Linked DNA regions of Homo sapiens: all the other regions are linked to region 1. The links are chromatin loops, found by intact Hi-C in ENCODE. Cell type or tissue: HepG2. All regions are shown on one strand. Links, peaks and the distances in the headings refer to the core of each region. The heading gives the core; the rest is flanking DNA.

Region 1 (7,772 bases), core at 1,663-6,662:
AGTCACTTGCTGAAAGTGTATGTCACAGCTAATGAATTAGTAATAAATCAGTAGCACAATTAGTAAATCAGTAACACAAGATCTCTAATGGGCCCCTACCACAGTTACATAAATCTATGCCTGTTTCTGCAGTGGATTTGGTTTCCTAGTAAACTCTAGTAAAAGTCCTGACCCCCCCAGAACTCATATAAAGTCATCTGTCTCCATCCTGCTAACCAGCCCTCCTTAAACATACCCCAAGCCTACTCACTCCTTCCAATGAGCCTCTGAACTCCTGACCCGTTGTAATTCTCCTATATTATCACTTTTTGTTTACACTTTCTCTACCTACTTGTCTAATGAAAAGCTGGCTTTTGCTTCAAAATCCCACCCCTCATAAACCCACTCCAGGGGTGGTTGTTTGCCAAATTTCCTTGACTCCCAGGACAAAGAGAGGATAGTCATCACTTTCCCAAATAAACGTTTCTCCCAGGCCACATCCTGTCCATCACCTCACTTCTCAGGGCTTCACTCTTCCCTCTCACCCCTAACCTTGCCACTCATTTCTTGACCTCCAGGACTTTTCCTTTCTTGCCACAATTGCTGCCTTCCTCCCAGGCCTGCCTCTGCTGGGTGGCTTCAAGAAGGTGGATGACCTTGGTAACACTCCTCCACTACACTCCAACCACACACAGGCACCACACCTTGCACGTTATCACTACCTGGAAATACTCCACCTGTAAGATCAAGGCTTCCAAATCTTGGACTATAGCCTTTCTATTTACTCACTTCTCCACTTCCTTATTCTTATAGATCCTGCCCTTTATTCTCATTGTAGGTGGTTCCTTGATTTCACCCCACTCCATCTTTCCCATCCTGGCTTCATAGGCTCCTCGGCCAGATGGGACCTCAAGAACCCAATTTCAGCAATACTCTCATGAACACCCTGGAGTCCCTGTTTCCCATGCAGAGGCCAAAGGAAATCCTCCCCTTTGCCATCTGAAGGTTCTCTGAAAAAATCAACTCACAAAAGGCCGATCAATTGGAGAAAAGGCATATAAGTTTTATTAACATGTACGCAAGTAGACTCACATGTTTACCCACCCCTCAAGTGACTCAGAAGCTTAACTACCATCCCAGCAAAACAGGTTATGGGAGGGGGGCAGAAAAGGAATTTGGTTGAGATTACCAAGGAAAAGGGATGGGGAACAGAGATTAACCTGTATGTCATCCTGTGAAAGGTTCTGTTCAGGTGTGGCCACATTCCCGGTCTTACAGGGAGGGGAAGGAAAAACAATTCTTTCCCCTGGTGGGTCTCGATCTTTGGTAGATAAAGCCTTTGAAAGAGAATGTGGGATGCAGGAATGTCAGAGACACCTTGAAGCTTCTTCAGTTTGGAATGTCAAAATGCTGTATTTTGGGGCATCAGTGTCTGAGCCCCAACACCTATGACTTGGTCAGAGCCAGCAGGTCAATCCCTAGGCATAGTTACCCCATTCTTTTATCTTGTTGGAGAAATTCACATGAAAATGCTTATTGGCTCTGCAAAGAACATTTATAACACTAATTGGATCTTCAAAACTACTCAGGCTTTCTATCCAACCCTGGCTGATGCACTACTGCTTTTTCATGCCTCCACCCTCCTCACCTCAGCAGATGGTGACTCTTAGTATCCTTCCTCTCTCCCCTCTCATCCCAGAGGAAGGGGTATCCTCTGTTCCTTTTTTCTAAGCTGGGGTGGGAAGGCTGAGAGCTGAGACAGCCTCAGCCATAGATGCTATCTCAAATGTCAGTGTGCATAATAGTGTACTCCAGTGCTCTGTTAAAAGGCAGACCTCAGCCGGACGCGGTGGCTTATGCCTGTAATCCCAGCACTTTGGGAGGCTGAGGTGGGTGGATCACATGAGGTCGGGAGTTCAAGACCAGCCTGACCAATATGGTGAAACCCCGTCTCTACTAAAAATACAAAATCAGCCAGGTGTGGTGATGCATGCCTGTGATTCCAGCTACTTGGGAGGCTGAGGCAGGAGAATCGCTTGAACCTGGGAGGCGGAGGTTGTCCTTAGAGATGGCCTTATAGGGTCAGGAGTGATCCTCAGAAGCCTGCACTCACACAAGCATCCAAGTGACCTTGATGCAGGTGTAAATGAATTTGGGGATCACTGCCCTAAGTCACTCTCCCAGATGACATAGCTGCCTCAACTCTTGCCTTGAGAAATACCAGGGGCAGGAAAAGCTGTGTATTACAAATCACACGATGGGAAAAAACAAACAAACAAAAAAGCAACCCAGGGACATTAAGCCAAGTAGGACGGAGTACAGAGTGCAGAAATGACTAGAAATGTTAATTCCTGAATTCCTGTTCTTGCACCAAAATGGGTTCAAGTTTCTCAGCAAAAATGAAAGATCAAGGACAAGAACATATGAATGGCTAATTCCCCCAAACCATTTGCAGCATTTAACCAAAAGCAAACTTGAACTGAATCTACCAAATAAGTTTAATATTCATGTTTATATTTTTTCTTTATTGAGCTTTCTACTTTTACTACTCAACATGATTTATAGAGACTCATTTGAGCTTTCTACTTTTACTACTCAACATGGTGTATAGAGACTCATGGAACTAAAGAGCACTGTCAAACAGTCAGAAGACCTTTATCCTAATCCCAAATCTACCACTAACTCCACCATGGATAAGTGAGATAAATTTCTGAGCCTCAGTATCCCCATATATGAAATGGGGATTTGACTCTGTTAAAGAAAAACAAAGGTGTTCAGACTGAGAAGGCAATGGAAGATCGCTCTACATTCTATATCACCCTAAAAATGGAAGACACAAAGAAATCATTCTGTGACAACCTTGTACAAATGTTCTCCCCCACCAGCTTCCCTAAAGTCACTCTATGCCTTGAATAATGATACCGTTTTATGACTTTTAAGCATCACAGCATGAGGCAGCTTCCGGTGGGGAGGTTCACACAGGAAGGAAGAGATCTCAGTGCTGTTTGCTACTCATACCTTTTGATGTTTCAACAAAAAGCCAAGCATTCTTTGAAACCAGTCATAATAGTGGCAAAACCAAAAAGATAATTGATGAATTGAAGGTGGTATGGAGGCCTAACCAAGAATAAAGATGCACCAAAATTTTCTTGGGTGAAGAGAACAGAATAAAGTCTACATCATAGAGAAGTACAAATTCTTAATAATACTTTAAGGCACAGTAGCTGATGCCTGTAATTCCAGCACTTTGGGAGGCCAAGGTGGGAGGACTGCCTGAGGCCAGGAGTTCAAGACCAGCCTAAGCAACATAGTGAGATCTCATCTCTATTTTATTTTAATTGAAAAAAGAGAGAGCAAGAAAGAGCTAGCCTAAAATGAGCAAAAGAGAGAAGGAGAAAGAGGGAGGAAGAACACAAAGTAAATACAAGATAAATTATTCCCAGAACAAACTACTTATAATAGTACCAGTTAAAACAAAATAGAAACAGTTCACAGGAAAAAAAAAGAGAAAGGAAAATAAAACAATATATAGCCATATATAGCCAATGGATAGCTATATTGTGCTAATTCCACCAAAGCTTAAGTGAGAATTTATTGATCAAGAGCTAGAACTAGAACTAGCCCATATAGAACCTAAAAACCAAGACCATGTTTTGGACTTACAAGGAAGACATGATCAAAACACATTAAGAAATAAAGAAATGGGACAGTATGTTATAGTTTTTAAGCACAGTCTTTGAAGTCAGAAAGACCTAGGTTGTAATACTGTTGCTGTCGCCTGTTGGCTGCGACACTGAATAAATTACTTAAGTTTTTCCAAGACTTGGTTTTTCCATCTATCAAATGGGGATAATGCTCCTTCCCACAGAGTGGTTGTGAGAATCGAGACCATGTGGGTTGAATGCTTAAAGCACCGTGCCTGGTGAGTAGACACTTGTGTGATAATCCTTGTGAGTAAAGTACATTTGCAACCATGGAAAATTCCAAACCTCTCCCAGGTTTCCAACTTTGAAGATCCTGAGAAACAAATATAAACTTTGGGATCAAATATCAGTTGCTCAACTTGTCTTTGGCTGGAGATGATTAATACCGATTATTTGTATTTTAAAATACCAGCACTCTGAAAAGTTATACTTTCATCTGTCAGAACATACCCGATTGGCACCTGTCCAACATACATCCAAAGCTAGTACAATATGTGAAACTAAAAACAAAGAACTTTTTCCACCTACTATATGCCCAAGCCTAGGCTTGGCAGACAGAGAACACGAAATGTGTCCTGCTGAGTCAGATAAGCAATGCTTTGATCTGCCCCAGGGCATCTGACCTCCCAGTGTCCTCCTCTGCTGCCCAAATCCAGACCCCCGCCAAGTCCTGTAGCTTTTTCCTTTATATCCTTAATAAGTGTTCCTTCCATTCTAGCTCCACAGCATAATCCCTGGTCACCGCCAGCTGGCCCTCAGCACCAACACCTCTCTGAGGCCCCAACTACAAGCACTACTTGTTGGCAGGTAGGGCTGGCTGGGATCACGTCTATTCCTGTGCCACGGAGATCACCCTGTTAAGACCACCTCTCCAACTCTGCCAAGCTACCCTGGACAAGTCTGGGCTCCTCACAAGTTACTCTCTCCCTGCCATTGGGATGTGCCAGGCCCTGATCTCAGCCTCGCTGGCACAGGGCTCCTGAGGCAAGCTGGTTGGAAAGCAGCCCCAAGCAGGCCTTCCCCTCAACCAGGTGCCAGACTTGCGAGGGGGTCCCTGCTCTCAGCTCACTGCACCCTCTGCCCCACCAGCTGCCGCATGGAACAACCAAGCAGTTCATCTTGCTCCCCGTGGAAAGCAGAGGTGAGGTCAGAGCCAGGGAGAGAACAAGGGAGGGAAGGGAGAAATGGAGAGTTACAGTGGAAACATGAAAACTATTTATGTTTTGAAAATGCAATTAGGAATTCTTAAAAATTTCATTACTATTTTGTGTGTAGAGCAACAAAGAAAAATATTTCCCTGGAAATTCCAAGTTCTTATTAGCATTGCTTATCCATGGGTATGTCCTAGGAATAAGGATAGTGAGGTCCAAGCATGCAGAGGAAATCCACTGGATTCTCTAAAGTATTCCCCAGTCAGAAGATTCTCTTTTTTTTTTTAAACTAATCATGAATATTGACTGTTAAGCAACTCATGGCTTTCACTTGCTTAAACATTTGAAGCACTTCTCCTTTCAAATCTGATTCTCTAACTCACCACTAGATAAGGCCAGAGCTTGAGACTTGATTTAATCAACAAGGTGTTCTTTTGGTATCTGAGTTGTAAACACTGACACAAAAGGAATCACACCCGTGTTTTGTTTTCTTTCCAGGGCACATATATAACTGTCCCAGACTCACCAATATAGCCAATGGCTTGGCTTACCTAAAGAGACCTTTGAAGATAATATTTCTAAACAAGCCTATCACCAAGGGAAGGGTGTTTTTTTTTTTTTTTTTTTTTTGCTTAGTTTATTTTCAGAGGTAGGACAGAAAAAGGAAGCACAGCAAAAGTTTTCTGTGCATTTTCTCTTTCCTTAAAAAAGGAATATAATATCACAGGAACTTTCCTTGGGAGACACAATAGCAGTCCCATTCATAACTATTTACTCAAGCTGCAATTTGCAAACTCCGTCTCCATTCCTTGCCAAGATTCCCTCTCCTGTTTTCTGACCTTCACAATAGCTCCGGTTGGATTAAGTTCCTCAACCTAGAGTTTATCCAAAAAGAATTCTCCATCGTACATTTTTGCATAGTTGTCCTAAAAACTAAAAGACTGAATTTCTTAAAACAGATTCATTTTCATTATTTGAATAAATTTTAGGCAGATTAATATAAAATCTACTCAGCAGTACTAATTCTTTTGGAAAAGTTACTCCTTTAATTTAAATAGTAGGATTTCTGGCATCAGAGAGGACATTTCAAAGCCCATATTAGTAGTAGACTTGTCTGTACAGTTTCATTTCAGCAAAAGCCCCACAGCAAAGAAGCTATAAAGTTAGCTTTGAGGGCCTACTTGAAAAGGAAACCTAAAAAGTCCATTTAGTATTATTTTAAATGACAAAGAAATGAAAAGGCTTAGTTTAAAACAGCTCCCAATTAAAAAAAATCAAGGGAGTTGCCAGGCATGGTAGCAAGCAACTGTAGCCTCAGCTACTTGGGAGGCTGAAGCTGGAGGATTGTTTGAGCCCAGGAGTTTGAATCCAGCCTGGGCAACACAGCAAGACCCTTAAAATTAAAAACAAAAACACAAACCAACAAAAAACAATCAAGGCAGCAGTAAGCTTAGAACCGTAAGCATTCAGATCAGGAAGGATTCAATTTCTGATTGAGTTTCTAATAGTAACAAAAATAATTTTATCCTCAAATTCCCTTTCTGGGGTCCATTTCAAAAGCCTATGAAGACACCCTGTGAAAGGCAGCTTCTAAGGTGGTGCCCCAGTCATCCCCATCCCTCTGAATTCAACCCCTTGTGGAAAACTCCTCCCCTTGAGCATGGCCTTGACTTAGTAACTCGATTCTAATGAATAGGATACAGCATAAATGATGGGTGTCATTGCTAAGAATAGGTTACAAAAAGACTAGCTTCCATCTTCTTCTCTCAGTTGCCTACTCTGATGGAAACCAGTTGCCATGTGTAAGTTTCCATGTGTAAGAGGCCCAAGTGGTGAGCAACTGAGGGAAGACTCTGGCCAACAGCAGCAAGGAACTGAGATCTCCAGTCCAAAAACCTGTCAGAAACTGAATCCTGCCAGTGTCACTGGGTGGCTTGGAAGTGGGTGTGCCCCACGTGAACTGTGAGATGACTGCAGCTTTGTGAGAGACCCAAAACCAGAGGACCCAGTTAAGCAATGACAGATTTCTGACCCTCAAAAATTCCGAGATAAATGTTTATTGTTTTAAGCTACTAAGTTTTAGAATAACTTGTTATATAGTCATAGGCAACTAATACATATACAAGACATCCTTTGCCTCTTAACAGAAGTGATTCACTCTCCACTTCATCTGAATCCTTCAGCCTGTAGGGTGAAGTAATTTGGGTGAAGAGCCAAATTACTTCTTTTTGGCCCTAAAAAAAAAAGCCTGTTTAATATTTTGTTCATTGCCATCAATATTAGTTTTTTGAGGCCAGGAGCGGTGGCTCATGCCTGTAATCCCAGCACTTTTGGAGGCCAATGCAGGCGGATCACTTGAGGCCAAGAGTTTGAGACCAGCCTGGCCAACATGGTGAGATCCTGTCTCTACAACAATATAAAAATTAGCCAGACATGGTGGCATACTTCTGTAATCCTAGCTACTTGGGAGGCTGAGGCAGGAGAAATAATCGTTTGAACCCAGGAGGTGGAGGTTACGGTGAGCCGAGATCGCACCACTGCACTGCATTCCAGCTTGGGCAACAGAGTGACACTACGTCTCAAAAAAAAAAAAAATTCATTTTTTGAGTCTTAACATCTATACGTAAAGACTTCATAATTTTATAAAGTTTGAGCAATAATTTCAGCCTTAAGTCCTCCTAATACACAGGCTTCCTCTTTCTCTCTTCATTCATTCATTGAGCAATACTCTATACGCCTTTCTGGATATTTTCTAGTTCACTGTGGTATCACGGCTTATTAAGTTGTCTGGAATTCCCAGCTTCATAACTTACTGGGTCACAAACCTGTCGGGAAGGACTTGCATCATCTAACTGCAATATAGAATTTTCCAGTGAAACAAAGATTACCGCTAGGCTGGCAGTCTAGCTGTCTACCGTGAGTCTGATTCATATCCTCC
Region 2 (7,772 bases), core at 1,839-6,838, 65 kb before region 1:
ATGCAATATTACTTTATTAAGATGGCTACTGGTTTTAAAGAAACAGAAAATAACAAATGATGGTGAGGATGATGAGAAGTTGAAACACTTATGAACTGTTAGTGGGAATGTAAGATGGGGCAGCCACTGTGGAAAACAGTTTGGTGGCTCCTCAAAAAGTGAAACGTAGAATTACTTTGTGATCCAGTATAGGTATTATAATATCCCCAAAGAATTAGAAGCAAAGACTCAAATATATACCTGCACCCCATGTTAACTGCAGCATCAGTCATGATCACCAAAACATGGAAACAACTCACGTGCCCAGCAACAGATGAATAGATAAACAAAATGTGGTATATATCCATACAATACAAAGTTATTTGGCCACGAAAAGGAATAAAATTCTGATAAATGCCACACGATGAAACTTGAAGACATGACACTAAGTTAAAAAGTCAGATGGGCACCAAAGGACACATATTCTATGATTCCACTTATATGAGGTATCTAAAGTAGGCAGATCACAGAGGCAGAAAGTAGAATAGAGGTTACCAGGGGGCTAGGAGGAGGGGGAATAGGGAATTATTTTTAATGGGAACAGAGTTTCAGCTTTGCAAGATAAAAATTTCTGGAAATGGAGAATGATGATGTTGCACAATGTTGTAAATGTACTTAATGCCACTAGATTGTCCATTTAAAAATGGTTAGAATGGTAAATTTTACATTATATATATTTCATCACGATAAAAAAAAGAAAAGCTGTGATATGTGTAGATTAGGTAGGTGTCTGTCAAAAGGAGTGCTTTTCTTACATGATGGCTTTTTCTGCAATCAATACAGGAATAAGCACTATCACTCATTCGACATTAGAGTCTGGCTATGCCCTTGATGAAGTGTTGAGGCCTTCTTACTCCATGGGAACCTTGCTGCTCTAAAGGAATCTTCCCCGGGGCCATCATGTATGGTTGTGTAGGTGGCACACTGTGCACCAGAACCTAGCCCAGACCAGCCTGTGTGCTACAGGCCAGGTCCTGTGCCTGGAGGAGGGAACATCTTTTCCTTCTTGAAAAGGCACTATAGGCCAAGGGTAGCCCTGATGTTCCGCACCCTCAAATTGGTCTTTTCTTCTAACTCCCTTACTTCTGTTCATGGTACCCTCTCCTTTCATGGATCCCAGATTAATGCTGCAAAGTCATTCCCTGTTCTCATTCCAGTCCGTTGTTGGCTTCCAGCAACTCTGTGCCTCTCTCTCATTTCATCCCCTCCTTCCCACTACCACTGCCACTTACTGTGGTCAGGCCCTTTGACCTCTGGTCTGAACACTGACCTATAATCTAGTGCTCCATACCTCCAACTCCTCTTCCCCTGGATGATCTAGTTTCCATACTCTGCCACCAGATTAACTTTTCCCAAAAAGAGCTAGCCATTTCACTCATACCCTCCCAGTGGTTTCCTTTTTCTTTCTTGTATCTACTTAATAAATGAACAATGAAATAGATTACCTGAACCTAATCATCAACTCTGCTATTTAAAGTAAGACTTTCCATTTATTTTGACCGTCCATTTCTTAGGTGAATATGAAGAGGAAGCAGCAAGTCAAACAATCCATCCAAGAGAACACACCTTTATATTTCTAAGTCACTGGCATAGAGTCAGGAGGGGGAAACTGAAGAAAACTTGGGGCGCTTTGAACCTCCAATTCCTGCAGCTAATTAAAATGATGTCCATGGAGACCCCTACCATACCTTTCCAAGGTGAAATACATTTTAAGCCTACTGATCAAATCCGACACAAATGCCAGTAAGTATTAGTGTGGTCCTGCCCTCACTCTGCTACTGCAGGAAAGGATGCACAGGAAGAACATCCTGGGCACTACAGAAAGAGAATATTACTAATATCCTTAAAAAGGATATTGTTAAATGGGCTGTTTCCCTTATTTTTAGAATACAGCCAAGGCCAAAGCTGAGCACAACAGGGCTAAGTACCCTACTCAGAAAGCCATAAACAAGTAGGGTCAGACACTGCCCCCTATGGCTTCCCCAGGAGGTCAGAGGACCAGTCTTACTACCTGACCACAGCCCCTCTTCCCATGCAAGGACAAGGAGAAAGGTTGATGTTGGCTTTATGGGGAGGGCAAGGTTCTAGTGCAGGTTACTGTCTGCTTCCCCAACCAGGTAGGGGTTGGGGGACTTCCAAGAGAATCACTAGGAGAGACTAGGATACCTGCAAGAAGGAGAGATGAGCATCTTGCTCCTAGTCTGACTGCTGGCTGAGCTGAAGACTTCACAGTTTCCCGCTCCCTTCCAGGCTGGCACTGCAGCAGAACGGAGCATGTCAGGGAGTAGGGGGAACTTGGCATCCAGTCCCTGGAGTGGGGGCACACCCATGAGCATGAGACTGGTACCCATTTTTGAGTCAGAGATTCGGGAGTGGCAGGCCCACTGAGGGAGCCACATGCAAGCAGAGCCTCAAGGGAATGTTCCAGGAAAGAAGACTGGAATATTCCCGCTCCAGTTCAGTTCCCTACAACCCCTGGACAGAGAGACAGGACTGCAGTAACTCACACAGTTCCTTTTGAAGGAGTGTTGAGGTCAGAGGGGCAGGAGCCCTTGGGCTGCCAGGCAGCTGATGGGCCAAGCACCAGGACACTCACTAGAAGGAGGAGTTGAAGCCTGATGGGGCATGAACACCCAGCAATACCAAAGGGGGACACTGCTGTCCTTTGCACAGGCTGCTCACAAACGAGGCTGAGGTAAAGCCAAACACAGCCCCAAGAGAGTCACACATCACCTGAGCAGACACCCCACCATCAGAACAAACCACACAAAAGCAGCAGGCTACGAGAGGCACTTTCTCACCACCAACTCCGCTTGGCGAGTTAAATAATTACTAGTCCCTTGCTCCCCATTTCCATCCTCTCCTCTCCACCCCAGCATCCCAGAGGGCCTAGAGCTCAGAAGAGAGAGTAGGAGAGGCACAGAAGATGAACTGGATGTAACATTAGGAGATTTGGAAAGATGAAAGAATGATAGAAGATGCCCAATCCACCATTCAGAGACTGGAAGGGGGGATTTAACAGGGCACAGTGGTAAGCAGTGCCTAGAGAAAGTTAAACCCATTTCATGTTTTTAGCCCCAATGAATTGAGTGAGACTCCTTAAGAAACCAGTGATGCTGACACAGAGCTAAACACACATCAATTATAAACTCTCTCTAGATCAGCTGGGTGCAGTTGAAAAACAGTCCCAACAGAATTGTAATCCGGCTTGAGGCAGGCAGAGGTCAGCTCTGGGTCCCTCATGGCCACTCTCCATGGAGCAGACTCAGACTACCTCCATTGCCCTGGAAGAGTACGTGGCAGCAGCCTGGACTCAATGGCTCTGCACTTAAACCTTACCCCCCCTTGATATGGATTGGCTGTGTCCCCACCCAAATCTCATCTTGAATTGTCACTTCCACAATTCCCACATGTCGTGGGAGCGACCCAGTGGAAGGTAATTGGATCATGGAGGCGGGTCTTTCTTGTGCTGTTCTCGTGACAGCAAATAAGTCTCACGAGATCTGATGGATTGATAAAGAGGAGTTCCCCTGAACAAGTTCTCTCTTGCCCGCTGCCATGTAAGAAATACTTTTGCTCTTCCTTCATCCTCTGCCGTGATTGTGAGGCCTTCCTAGCCGCATGTGGAACTGTGAGTCTGTTAAACCTCTTGCTTTATAAATTACCCAGTCTCAGGTATATCTTTATTAGCATCATGAGAATGGGCAAATACACCCCTCCTCTACACTCAAATACAACATCTACTTTGTAGCAGGCAATATGCATTACTTTATCTAACAGCTCTGCAAAGCAGTGGTGGCACCCCCATATTACAGAGGTTACTTAATCTGGGTGCTGCCCCGAGGGTCCAAATTGTGACACCAGGATTCCAACAAAGTCTGACTCTAAACAAAATACATGCTGGTTCTAGCCCATCACACAGACCTGCATGTTGATAGAAGATCAAAGATGGGTAAAATGAGCCCAGAAAAGAGCTGCAAACACCCATAGTGATTTTAGAATTGGCAGCTGCTCACAAGTAGTCTAAAAATGCAAATACTTTTATTTACATTTTTAAATCATTAAAATCCAGCATTGTGATAGGATATTATAATAGAAAAACTAAGTCAATATTTCCACCCTCTTCCCGAATAATTCAGGAACAATACCAGTACTCGACAACTACAGTCTGACCTTTAGCAGAAAGACAAAAGCACTATTGAAAAAAAAAAAAAAATAGTTGTGAACAGAATGCACCAGAACTCAAACTTGCCAAGCTGTCTGCACTTTGGAATTTTGCAGTGTTTAATGTCAAGAGTCCAAAGTTGGCCTTGTGGGTCCCTCTGAAATAATACCTTAATATCACTATTACTACCCAGCTCTATAGGTGGCATTTGAGATAATCAAAAGTGGCTGGAAACCACTGCACATTATACTATTCCGGACAGGCCTTTATTAACCTAACCTTTTAAAAGCATAAACCAGGAGACTTATCTTAACCAAAATTATCTCAAAGTCAACTTCCATTGGCCGAATCACTATGCAAATATCAGGGCTCTGAGTCATTGAAAACTGCTGAAAGGAATTTTGTTTAGTAAGCATAAGATCTTTTTTCTAGAAACGTAAACTGTGTTTTAAAAGGTGTTCACAAACTTTGCCCTCAAGATAGCTTTGGTACAGAACTTGCCAAGTAAACTTATTACAAATGAAAATGACAGCAAACAATTTCAGAATATCCCAAACTACCAAATTCCCACAGCCACTATTCTTCCCTCAGTGATACTAGAAGGGAAAATTCTATATATTTATGTCTTCAATTTTCAGAGTTAAGGAACTTCACAATTTACACCTCTTATGCAAAGCTCTGTCCGGTTTCTGAATCATTTTCCACAGGTAAAAAATAAGTGGAGAAGGAGATAAAAAGCCAAAAGCCATGTCTTACCAAATTTTTTTTTTTTTTTTTGGAGACGGAGTTTCACTCTTGTTGCCCAAGCTGGAGTGCAATGGCACAATCTTGGCTCACTACAACCTTCACCTTCTGGGTTCAGGTGATTCTCCCTGCCTCAGCCTCCAGAGTAGCTGGGATTACAGGCGTGCACCACCACACCTGGCTAATTTTGTATTTTTAGTAGAGATGGGGTTTTGCCATGTTGGTCAGGCTGGTCTTGAACTCCTGACCTCAGGTGATCCACCCACCTTGGCCTCCCAAAGTGCTGGGATTACAGGCGTGAGCCACCGTGCCCGGCTGTATTACCAGTTCTTTAAAAAAGAAAAAGAAAGCAGCACACAATTTAACAGGAAGTCTTTTGCCCAAACCATTTTCCCTCCAAACTGTTTAAGAATATGCTCCTGGAAGCCAGGCGTGGTAGCTCACGCCTGTGATCCCCGCACTTTGGGAGGCTGAGGTGGGTGGATCACCTGAGGTCTGTAGTTTGAGATCAGCCTGGCCAACATGATGAAACCCTGTCTCTACTAAAAATACAAAAAAATTAGCCAGACGTGGTGGCTGGCACCTGTAATCCCAGCTACTTGGGAGGCTGAGGCAGGACAATCGCTTGAACCCAGGAGGTGGAGGTTGCAGTGAGCCGAGATTGTGCCACTTCACTCCAGCCTAGGTGACATGAGCAAAACTCTGCCATCTCAAAAAAAAAAAAAAAAAGAATATGCTCCTGGAAAGCCAGGTAAATGGGTACGTGCTAGGAGAAATAAATAGTTCTAAGGAACAAATTTAATGTTAATGTTATTTCCTTCTCCTAGTTTATGTTTTCATCAACCACAGCCAATAAGAACAAAAAACAATTCTCTTAATTCCCATCACCATCCCTACTCACCTCCTCTAGTCATAAATACCTGCTGCCAGTTTTGTTTCCGACATTCTCTGTAATTTACATTGTATTAAGGTTAACAAAGCCTTTGAGTTAAAGAACAGGTTACTCTGGGCGCACTGCCGGTAGGGTAGCCCTGCTCTGCAAGAAGCAGTCTAAACAAACAAACAAACAAAATAACAGTAGTAGCTACACAAGCTTAGCTTATCTTTACCTCTCTGCCTAGACCACAGGAGTCATCATCAGCCTTTTTATGGAACAGGCAAGGAGAAGCTTCTCAGGGACTGACTCAAGCCATTTTGTCACACAGACCCAGGGCGTGCCGCATAGCAATCACACAGGGTCCCATGTTCGTTGAATGCTCTGCTGTTGCCATCTTGAAATTATTTTATTTTTGCACAAGAGGTCCCACGGTTTCATTTGGCAGTGAGGGCCCTGCAAATTAGGTAGCTGGTCCTGCACAGAGCTGATTTAAAAAAAATTTTTTTGTGACATGGGCATTTTTGAAAATGTTTCATTTTATACCATACCTTACAGGGCTTTTACTCTAAACAACAGATGTTCATTTTTTTTTTATACTTTCAAATCCAATAAAGGCAAAGTATCCCTCACCTGTATCACTGCAACAGGTTTCTAGATTATTTTTTTCTGGATTCACTCTTGCTTACTGTCAATCTATCTTTACACAGCCAACGTTCTCATCTAGTACAAGCCTGATCTTGTCACCCTGCTTAAAATCCTCCCACAGCATCTACTGCCCTCAGCATCATGCCCAGTGCTTTCACCTGGACCTAGGCCCTGAGGTCCAGCCCTGACCTGGGGCTTGGCCTCACTCTACTCCCTACCTGCTGTGTCCCTACCTCACCAGCCTTCTTTCTGCTTCTAGAACATGCCACGCTCCAACTTCATAGCCTTGGCACCTGCCCAAGGGACAAATACTTTAATGTATGTCCAAGGATTTTGATAAAATAAAGGTGGAACAACCAAATTCAACTGATAGTCATTATTGGTTTTAATTTCTTAAAAGAAACACAAGAGGGTTTAAAAGACTCACACTTCTTAGTAAATGTTTTTCACTCACACTATGATTTGGGCTACTTCCCCAGTGGAAAGGATAATAAGCCTTGATCTGACTGTGAAACGTAGGACAATAATGGGGAGATGTAGAGAAGGTCAGTTTTAAAGTTTTTCAAATCAGGTTAATCAGGCCTTAAAGGCATCTTCATGACCTTCACTGATCCCTGACACACAACATTCCCAAACAGCTTGGAAGGGTTGGGGAAAACAAGTATTAATGAGGATAAATAAATCATAGGCTCACTTTAAAAAAAGAATATCTCATGTTCTTTGAAGAGACTTAACTATTAAATCTGATAAAAGATTCATAGAGAACGTAATTATGTAGAACCTTTTCTTGTTCAGAAAAATGAGTAAGTTGCCTACAACTGTTTTCTCATCCAGATAATCACAGATTTTAGTTCTGCCTGTATGTAAATGTTCTGATAGTAAAACCGGTCAAAGGATGTTGGGTGTTCACTCCTACAGGGGGCTTTCTCAGAAGGGTATGTATCTTCTAGACTGAGAAGTCATCTAACCTTGATCAGTAGGATGTTTAGCAATTATCTGTCATTCTCCCCACTCCAGCCACTTTAGCCCTTTGACTACCCTTATTCTAGTGGCCACACACCATGCTACTGGCTTTCCACAAACAGTGTTGAAATAACTAGCTCTCCATGTGGGAAAAAATTAAGTTAGAGTTCTACTATTCATGAAAATATCCCTGATGGATTAACCCTCAAAACACTGTAAAATGTCAACTATTACAGCATGAGAAGAATATATAGGAGAAGGTGTTTATAACCCTGGAGAAGGATGGCCTTTTTAAGCCAGACACAACACAAAGTCATTATTCATCGTGCCTTTGATGTA
Region 3 (7,772 bases), core at 1,542-6,541, 51 kb before region 1:
TCTCCCATCTTTTCTGGCTTGCATTACTTCCAGTTTGTTTTCATAAAGATCACTATCTTGGCCAGACACTGGGAAATAAGTGAGACGACAAATCTGGTTTTGATGAAAAGGAGACATTAAATGGGGTGTTAGCCATGACCCAAGGGACAAGGAAACCCTGAAGCTCCATTGCCTCACTGATTTCACACCCTCACTGAGATGATGGATCAAACACTCAGTATCCTGCCTTTAAAAGCTGTCAGGGAGAAAGGAAGAGCTGCCCAGCATCATGCACAGACACACTCAGTGGCCAGCCAGAAAAAGAACACATCCTTATGGCCTATAGGTACATGTGCTTAATAAAATATCCAGACAAAATCAAGGTATCCACACTTTTGAGTTTCCCCTTAAGTAATAAAACTAGACTATTATCACATGTTAAACCTTAATCTAATAGAGTAGCCAGACCTTTTGGGGCTCTGCAGGTGTAGTAGTTACAATCCAAGAAGGCAGTGGTCCCGCCCCTTCTAGAAACAATCAAGACATGTCCATACTTTGCAGCCAATCAATCATCTGGGGACCTACGTCTCCGGTGGAAGAAAAAAGCTCATGCCCAAATGGGGTGGATGGCAACACCAGTTCTAGTTATTGTTAAAACATTTATAATGAACAAAAAGCTGTTTCTTTGCAACTAAAGGCTTTGGATCAACAAGGCCAGGAGGAAATTTCCTAATAGACTCCTTTCCACATATTTTATAATGCTTTCTCTTTTCTCCATATTATATCCCACTTCTGACACTCCTTAAGGGTCGACAACTCTTAAGAAAATCTAAAGGTAAAGGAGTTTTCTGCTTTCAGTGTAATCTTTGAGTTCCCTGCCTAGCATAAAGTCTGCCCCTACCTCTCAGCAAGTGTAGCAAGTGTCATTTTATTCTATCACTGCCAAAAGAAATCTGGCCAGAAGACCTAACGTGCTTCAAGTCATCATTTGTACACAAAGAGTGAGGCTAGGCATGATCTTCCTATGCCTTTCCACAACTGTACAAAGTAGGTCTCATCAACGCTTTTATAAATGAGGAAATAGACTTTTTGAGGTTAACTTGCCTAAGGTGGTACAGCCAGTAAAAGGCTATGTTAATATTCTAGCCAAGTTCTTCTAACCCAGGGGATCTTAATCTGAGATCCACAAGCTCTTGTTTTGGGGACTGGGACAGGAAAATAATTACATTTTACTTTGCATTAGCCTCTACAATTTAGCATTTTCCTTCAATTATGAATGTATGGACCACCCACCAGATATTGGCAGTATCTATGACCTTGTCTCCAACAGAAATACCTGTATTTTTATATCACTTCACAGTTGTTGCCAATTGTGAAATATCATTTATGCCCATCACCATTTCAAAACTATAGAAGTCATTAGGTCCCACAACTAGAACTTGTTATTTTGTGTGTTAGTAAAAAAGCACATACTACTGTGCCATAAGTGTTTTCTTAAATATTTTGGTAACTTTTCAATACAACTGGCTTTCTTTGTAGTCCAGCTTATTTTATGCATTTAAAAATATTCTGAGAGGGGTTCCACAGAACTTTCAGCCTGCTAAAGGAGCTCTTGCCATACAGAAAATATGAGAACTACTGGCTTTATTTAATCCCAAAGCCTACCTCTCTTTCCATTTTGCCACCCAGCCTGCCTCACACTGTATTTTCCTCCCTGGTTCTCTTCTTTTCCAGATTATCTTAAAATGGGTCCCTACACAGAATTAAAAAAAAAAAATTCACTGGAAATTCAACCACTAAATCAACTAATGCACTGTCTCCTATTAAGCAGTTCTTATAAATTTGCATGGCTCCAGATTTTAAGTCCTAAATTAGCTTTAAGTATGATGGGCAAAACCACAACTTATCATTTTGCTGATATGAAGAATGATGCTGATATTCTATTTATCTGAAACCCTAGCATTGCCGGCTGGCATGTAACAATTTCCATCAGCAAACAATGGCACAACTGGTTAAAACAAAAAATAGTATCATGAAACAACACTAAGCTAATCCAGAGAGGGATGCCAAGCTTCAGCCAAGATTCTCTGAGTATCAGGTAACATCCTTCTCTTATATTTGAAAATGCCAAGACACAGCTCTCCCCCAAATCCAGACTCACAGCAGTCTCACGGCAGTCCCATGGGAGGTTACTTAAACACCACACCAGACTCGCATGCATAATGCATAGGCATGGGTTTCCTCAATGAAAATAAGACAGAGGAAAAAGATAGCTTCCTTGTTGAATACATTGGCACAAGGCATGCATTTGTAATACATTCTAGTGCAATTGCAGGATGTCATTGTCTTGATGTTACTATAAACACATAGAAGAGTCGTAGGAAGGAAAAATATATTTCAGATTTTAAATAACGAATCTTACACTGCAAAATATTCCCTAAATCTTTCAAAGGCTATTGATGTGAACTTTCTTTTCAGAGGAATCTTCCACTCAATATACTCAAGAATGTGAATGCCCTAGTTATAAGGTTAAAGAATTTCTTTAACATAAAAATATTTCTTAGTTGATTCAACTAGGCCATGATATCATTTCTTCCTTTGGCTTGTTCAACTCTTATGTTTTTTGATTCTTAACAAAGACATTCTTTGTGGTTTCATGTCAAAAGCAGTGAGAAATCATGGCCTCCCCATTTATGCCTAGACATGTGGCTTGAACAGCCAACACTGCCTTCTCTTCTGTTTTCCCACAATCAGAATTTTTGCTTATATATCACTGGATCGGATCGGTACTAACTGATTCTCAAATGCTGGGTGCTGTTGGAGAACAGTGGCAACAGGAACCCTACTACAGTCCCTAAATTGTTATTTAAAAAACTCTTAAATGGCTTTACCAGGCTATTCTAATTATCCCAGCCTCAGGGAGTCTTGAAAAGTCAAATGTATGGATAATCAAGTCACAATACACAGGATATCAAGCACAGGTCAGAAGTGAGGCTTCTGGCTAAGGTATAGCATACTTCATTCAACACCAAAGGCTCTTTGATTCCTTGCATTATTAAGACCAAAGCTGATTCTGCTACACAGGTCAATTTGGGAATAGGTTGGGTTGTCCTTTGCCTTAACTGGGGGGCCTTCTCCTAACAGAGAGTGACCCAACAAGGCTTGCACACATCTCACAGCACATGCCCCAGATTTATAGACTCCTAAAGAGATCAGCTGTGTACAGGTTTCTGCTTGAGTTTAAGATTTCTTACCTGTATTGGTAAAAGGTCACAGGGTAATGGACACCTGGGATCTAGCTAATCTTGTCTGCCTCAAAATGTACGTAAATAAAGCTCACAGTGTGTCCGAGGTGGAGAGTACGGATAATCACCCGAATCAGGATGTAATAACTCTCTAAAATCCTGAATCTTTCCCCCATCTTTGTTTTCTCCTAATCATCTCAATTTAAACAAATTAAAAGAAATGCGATTATTAATCAGGAGTTCTTCACTACTTAGTAGATGAAAATTTTTCTCTTCAAAGCACTTTAAAAATGTATGCTCCAGAATAGATTGCTGATGATGCCCCCATTCTATTCAGGGCTAGAGGATGAAAACTGAGCTCTTACTGCATAGCTGATTGGACAGAAAGAGATTAGAAATTCCTCCACACACTATACTTGTAACAAGCTACATTTCCATGTCTTATTCAGCTGTGCCTTGCCTATTTGACATCTGCAGACAAAAACGCATGCATTTTAGAAAGACATGCAAATTCCCTGTTTCAACCCAGGTAGCAAAAATTTGATATGGCGAGATTGCTAATGAACACAGCATACAGTTCAATAATCTTTCCCAGTGAAAATTAAGGCTGGTCGTGGTGGTTCAATGGCTGTAATCCCAGCAATTTAGGAAGCCAAGAGGGAGGATCGCTTGAGCCTAGGAGTTCAAGAACAGCCCCAGCAGCATAGAGAGACTCTCCCCCTTACAAAATTTTTTTTTTTTAAATTAGCAGAGTGTGGTGGTGCCTGCCTTTGGTCCCAGTTACTTGGGAGGCTGAACTGGGAGAATCACTTGAGCATGGGAGGTTGAGGCTGCAGTAAGCCATGATCACACCACTGCATTCCAGCCTGGGCAGCAGAGTGAGACCTTGCCTCACAGAAAAAAAAAAAAAAAAAAAAAAGGCAAAAGAAAATTAAGACTGAAAGAAAATTTGTGAGTTTGCTGATTGCATTTCCTCTCCTTCTGAGGTTAAGATCTTTTACAAAAAGGCATGTAATTTGTAATGGGGATGGATGGTGGTAAGAAAGAAAACGGGGTCATTTACTTAGGCAGAAATAAATAGAAACATAAAAACATAAAATCTCAAGGCCAAAAAGAAACTTAAAAAGATCGATTCCAAAAACTCCTCAATTTCCTGACTAAAGTGATATTCAAAGTAAGTGGCTTCCAAGGCCCTTGTATTGAGTGTCCAAGGCACACAGAACAGATTTCCTTGGTTAATGATTGATCTTTCTACTCTACCATACTATCTCTGCTCTATCAAGGTACATAGGAGTAAAGCTTTTAGTCAATGGTAAGCATTTTAGAATGAATCATACACTGTCACGTTGTAAATTCATTTTGAGTGCTGCTGAATTCTCCTTTCTGCATTCAAGTTAAGTCTGCTGTCAATATACAGAATTTAGCATGCCTAAATGAAAGAAATAAATATAAACATCGTACATTTCCTTGAGGTAAGAAATAGGACTTGAGACCCAACCTTAAGCTGTTAAATGGCCAGGCGCGGTGGCTCATGCCCATAATCCCAGCACTTTGGGAGGCCGAGGTGGGTGGATCACTTGAGGTCTGGAGTTCAAGACCAGCCTGGCCAACATGGCGAAACTCCATCTCTACTAAAAATACAAAAATTAGCAGGGCATGATGGCAGGCACCTATAATCCCAGCTACTCAGGAGGCTGAGGTAGGAGAATTGGTTGAACTTGGGAGGCAGAGGTTGCAGTGAGCCGAGATTGCGCCACTGTACTCCAGACTGGGCGACAGAGAAACACTCCGCCTTTAGAAAAAAAAAAAAAAATTCTAGGGATATGCTCCCTCCTGGTTACATAAAAGAAGAAGGCAGAAAGCAATGTGGCCCAGCTTTGTTTTCTCTCTCACATCAGCTATGGACAGGGCTCCTTAGTGGAGAAGTTTCTGTTTCCATCCAATAACTTGAGAACAAATCCATACCATCTCATTACTTGTAAGAATGATTTAATTGTAAACATATATGATTTTATAGAGATTCTGTTGGTTGCATTTTTTTTTTTAATTATCAATTCTTTTGAATGACACAAACACAGAAATTAGAGGAATTGATCTCCAAGCAGGCCCCAAACTAGCAGCCTCAGTAATGCCTGGAACTTATTCAAAATGTAAATTCTCAGACCTATCCCAGATCTATAGAACCAGAAATTCTGGGAGTGGTACACAATCATCTGTGTTCTAACAAGCCCTCCAGGTGGTTCTGAAGTAGCTAACATCTGAGAGCAACTGAACCAGAACATTCCAAAATGCTACAGTGACGTGTGTTGATGGACTGAAAGTCACGGGACACAGACAGGCACACGATGGTCTCTGGTTCCTAAGAGCTTTCTCTACAGGGGCTCTGAAACTTGTACAAAGCATCAAGCTTATCCAAGTTAGATCACTTTCTGGCAAATATCTATGGCAGACGCTGCCTAAAAGTGAGTCATTTTCCAAAAGTATGGAGGAGTTTTATAAAGACAGAATTTATGACTCAGTTTTCTATTGTTTAAGTGGACAGCTAGTTCTATCCATTACAAATTAGATTTTGCCTGCTTTTCCCCAAAGACAGAAACTGTAACTGAAAATAAAGATGAGAGAAATAGGAAATAGTGACGTAAGTATGCTCTCTGGTCTGTTGTCACTTATGAAAAGCTGGCTAGACCCGTGGAATTGGTACACATAGTCACTGCCCTATTAAAGGGGACCTTCTGTCATTGAGGGCCTGGGTCCAACACTAAATAAGATGGAGATCTGGACAAATAATTATGTTTTCTAGTGTACCTACTGCAGTAAAAGAAACTTAAATCAGATTCTGAAAACATTTCTGTTAGGAAGAAAGGTAAAAAAACAAACAAAAAACCCCCAAACATCAGAATCAATGGATTCTTCAACTTTAAAGAGAGATAAAAACTATAAAACACTGATGAAAGAAGTCAGAGACAATCTAGATAAAAGGAGAGACCTAGGCCGGGCGTGGTGGCACATGCCTGTAATCCCAGTACTTTGGGAGGCTGAGGCGGGTGGAACATGAGGTAAGGAATTTGAGACCAGCCTGGCCAGCATGGTGAAACCTCGCCTCTACTAAAAATACAAAAAATTAGCCGGGCATGGTGGCGTGTGCCTGTAATCCCATCCACTCGGGAGGCTGACGAAGGAAAATCGCTTGAACCTGGGAGGCGGAGTCGGCAGTGAGCCGAGATCGTGCCACTCACTGCACTCCAGCCTGCGTGACAGAGTGAGACTCCGTTTCAAAAAAAAAAAAAAAAAAAAAGAGGAGAGACCTATGATGTTCATGGACTTGAAGATCTAACACAGTTGTCACTTCTCAAAGTGATCTATAGATTTAATGCAATTCCAATCAAAATCCTAGCAGAATTTTTTCAAGGGATAGACAAGCCAATAATAAACTTTATACATGAAAATGGCAAAGGAATTTAAATAGCTAAAATAATTTTGAAAAAACAAAAGTTAGAGTACTCATACTACCCAGTTTTAAGACTTACTATAATGCGCCGGGCGCGGTGGCTCACGCTTGTAATCCCAGCACTTTGGAAGGCTGAGGCGGGCAGATCTCCTGAGGTCGGGAGTTCGAGACCAGCCTGACCAACATGGAGAAACCCCGTCTCTACTAAATATGGTCAACTGGTTTTTGACAAAGGTATAAAGGCAATTCAATGGAGAAGGAGTAGTCTTTTCAACAAGTGGTGCTGAGATAATTAAAAATCCACAGGCAAAAAACCCCCCTTAACTTATACCTTACATCTTATATAAAAATTAACCCGAAATTGTTACAGACCTACATGTAAAACATAAAACTCTTGGGAAAAAAAAACACCCAGGGAATCTCTGTGGCTTTGGATTAGGCAAAGAGTTTTTAGATATGACACCAAAAGCACAAACCATTAATGAAAAAAAAAAAGATAAATTGGACTTTATTGAAATTAAAGACTTTTGCTCTTTGAAAGATTCTGATAAGAGTAAAAAGACAAGCTACACACTAAAAGAAAATACTTGCTTTTTATATATCCAACAAAGAACTTGAATCCAAATATACGAAGAACTCACAGAACTCAACAATAAGAAAGCCGAATTTTAAAGAATGGGCAAAAGAGTTGAGCAGATAGTTTACCAAATGAGCAAATAAAACTTCTATATGAAATGTCAAAGGAGTTTAAATAGCTAAAATAATCAGCCATTAGAAAAATGCAAAACAATAAACTACACTGAGATACTACCACATATCTGTTAGAATGGCTAAAACAAAAAGCTTAATATCAAGTGTGAGGAAGTTGCAGAAAAAAATAGAACTCACATATATTGCTGGCACGAATGCAAAATGGCACGGCCATCCTGGAAAATGGTTTGTTCATTTATTATAAAGTTAACCATACATCTTCCATATGACCCAGTACTGCTAGATACTTATCCCATAGAAATAAAAAACTATATTCACACAAAACTCTGTATACGAATGTCTATGACAGCTCTATTCATAATCAGCAATAACTGAAAACATCCCACATG

What was found. Peaks named below come from ENCODE experiments on the same cell type or tissue, not always from the same donor. Only the 100,000 strongest peaks of a DNase experiment are listed, where the experiment ranks them.
Region 2: it touches region 1 in a loop (3-fold over the local background); 12 of 110 quality-filtered maps call a loop at or near these places.
Region 3: a loop joins it to region 1, with 3 times the contacts of the local background. A loop is called at or near these places in 5 of 110 quality-filtered maps.

The regions. Positions count from the first base shown.
Region 1 is chr5:76,469,057-76,476,828 of GRCh38, reverse strand. The region is part of intron 2 of IQGAP2 (IQ motif containing GTPase activating protein 2); the gene reads right to left. Among named protein-coding and RNA genes, the nearest start is that of IQGAP2, 70 kb to the right of the region's middle. RefSeq lists an enhancer at 3,631-4,830. In HepG2, for the core only: no CTCF peak of the experiment used is centred there; a DNase peak (open chromatin) is centred at 4,048.
Region 2 is chr5:76,533,971-76,541,742 of GRCh38, reverse strand. All of the region lies in intron 2 of IQGAP2 (IQ motif containing GTPase activating protein 2), which reads right to left. Among named protein-coding and RNA genes, the nearest start is that of F2RL2, 86 kb to the left of the region's middle. In HepG2, for the core only: no CTCF peak of the experiment used is centred there; DNase peaks (open chromatin) are centred at 4,302 and 4,582; H3K4me3 peaks cover 1,005 bases.
Region 3 is chr5:76,519,448-76,527,219 of GRCh38, reverse strand. The region is part of intron 2 of IQGAP2 (IQ motif containing GTPase activating protein 2); the gene reads right to left. Among named protein-coding and RNA genes, the nearest start is that of F2RL2, 100 kb to the left of the region's middle. In HepG2, for the core only: no CTCF peak of the experiment used is centred there; a DNase peak (open chromatin) is centred at 4,479; H3K4me3 peaks cover 1,157 bases.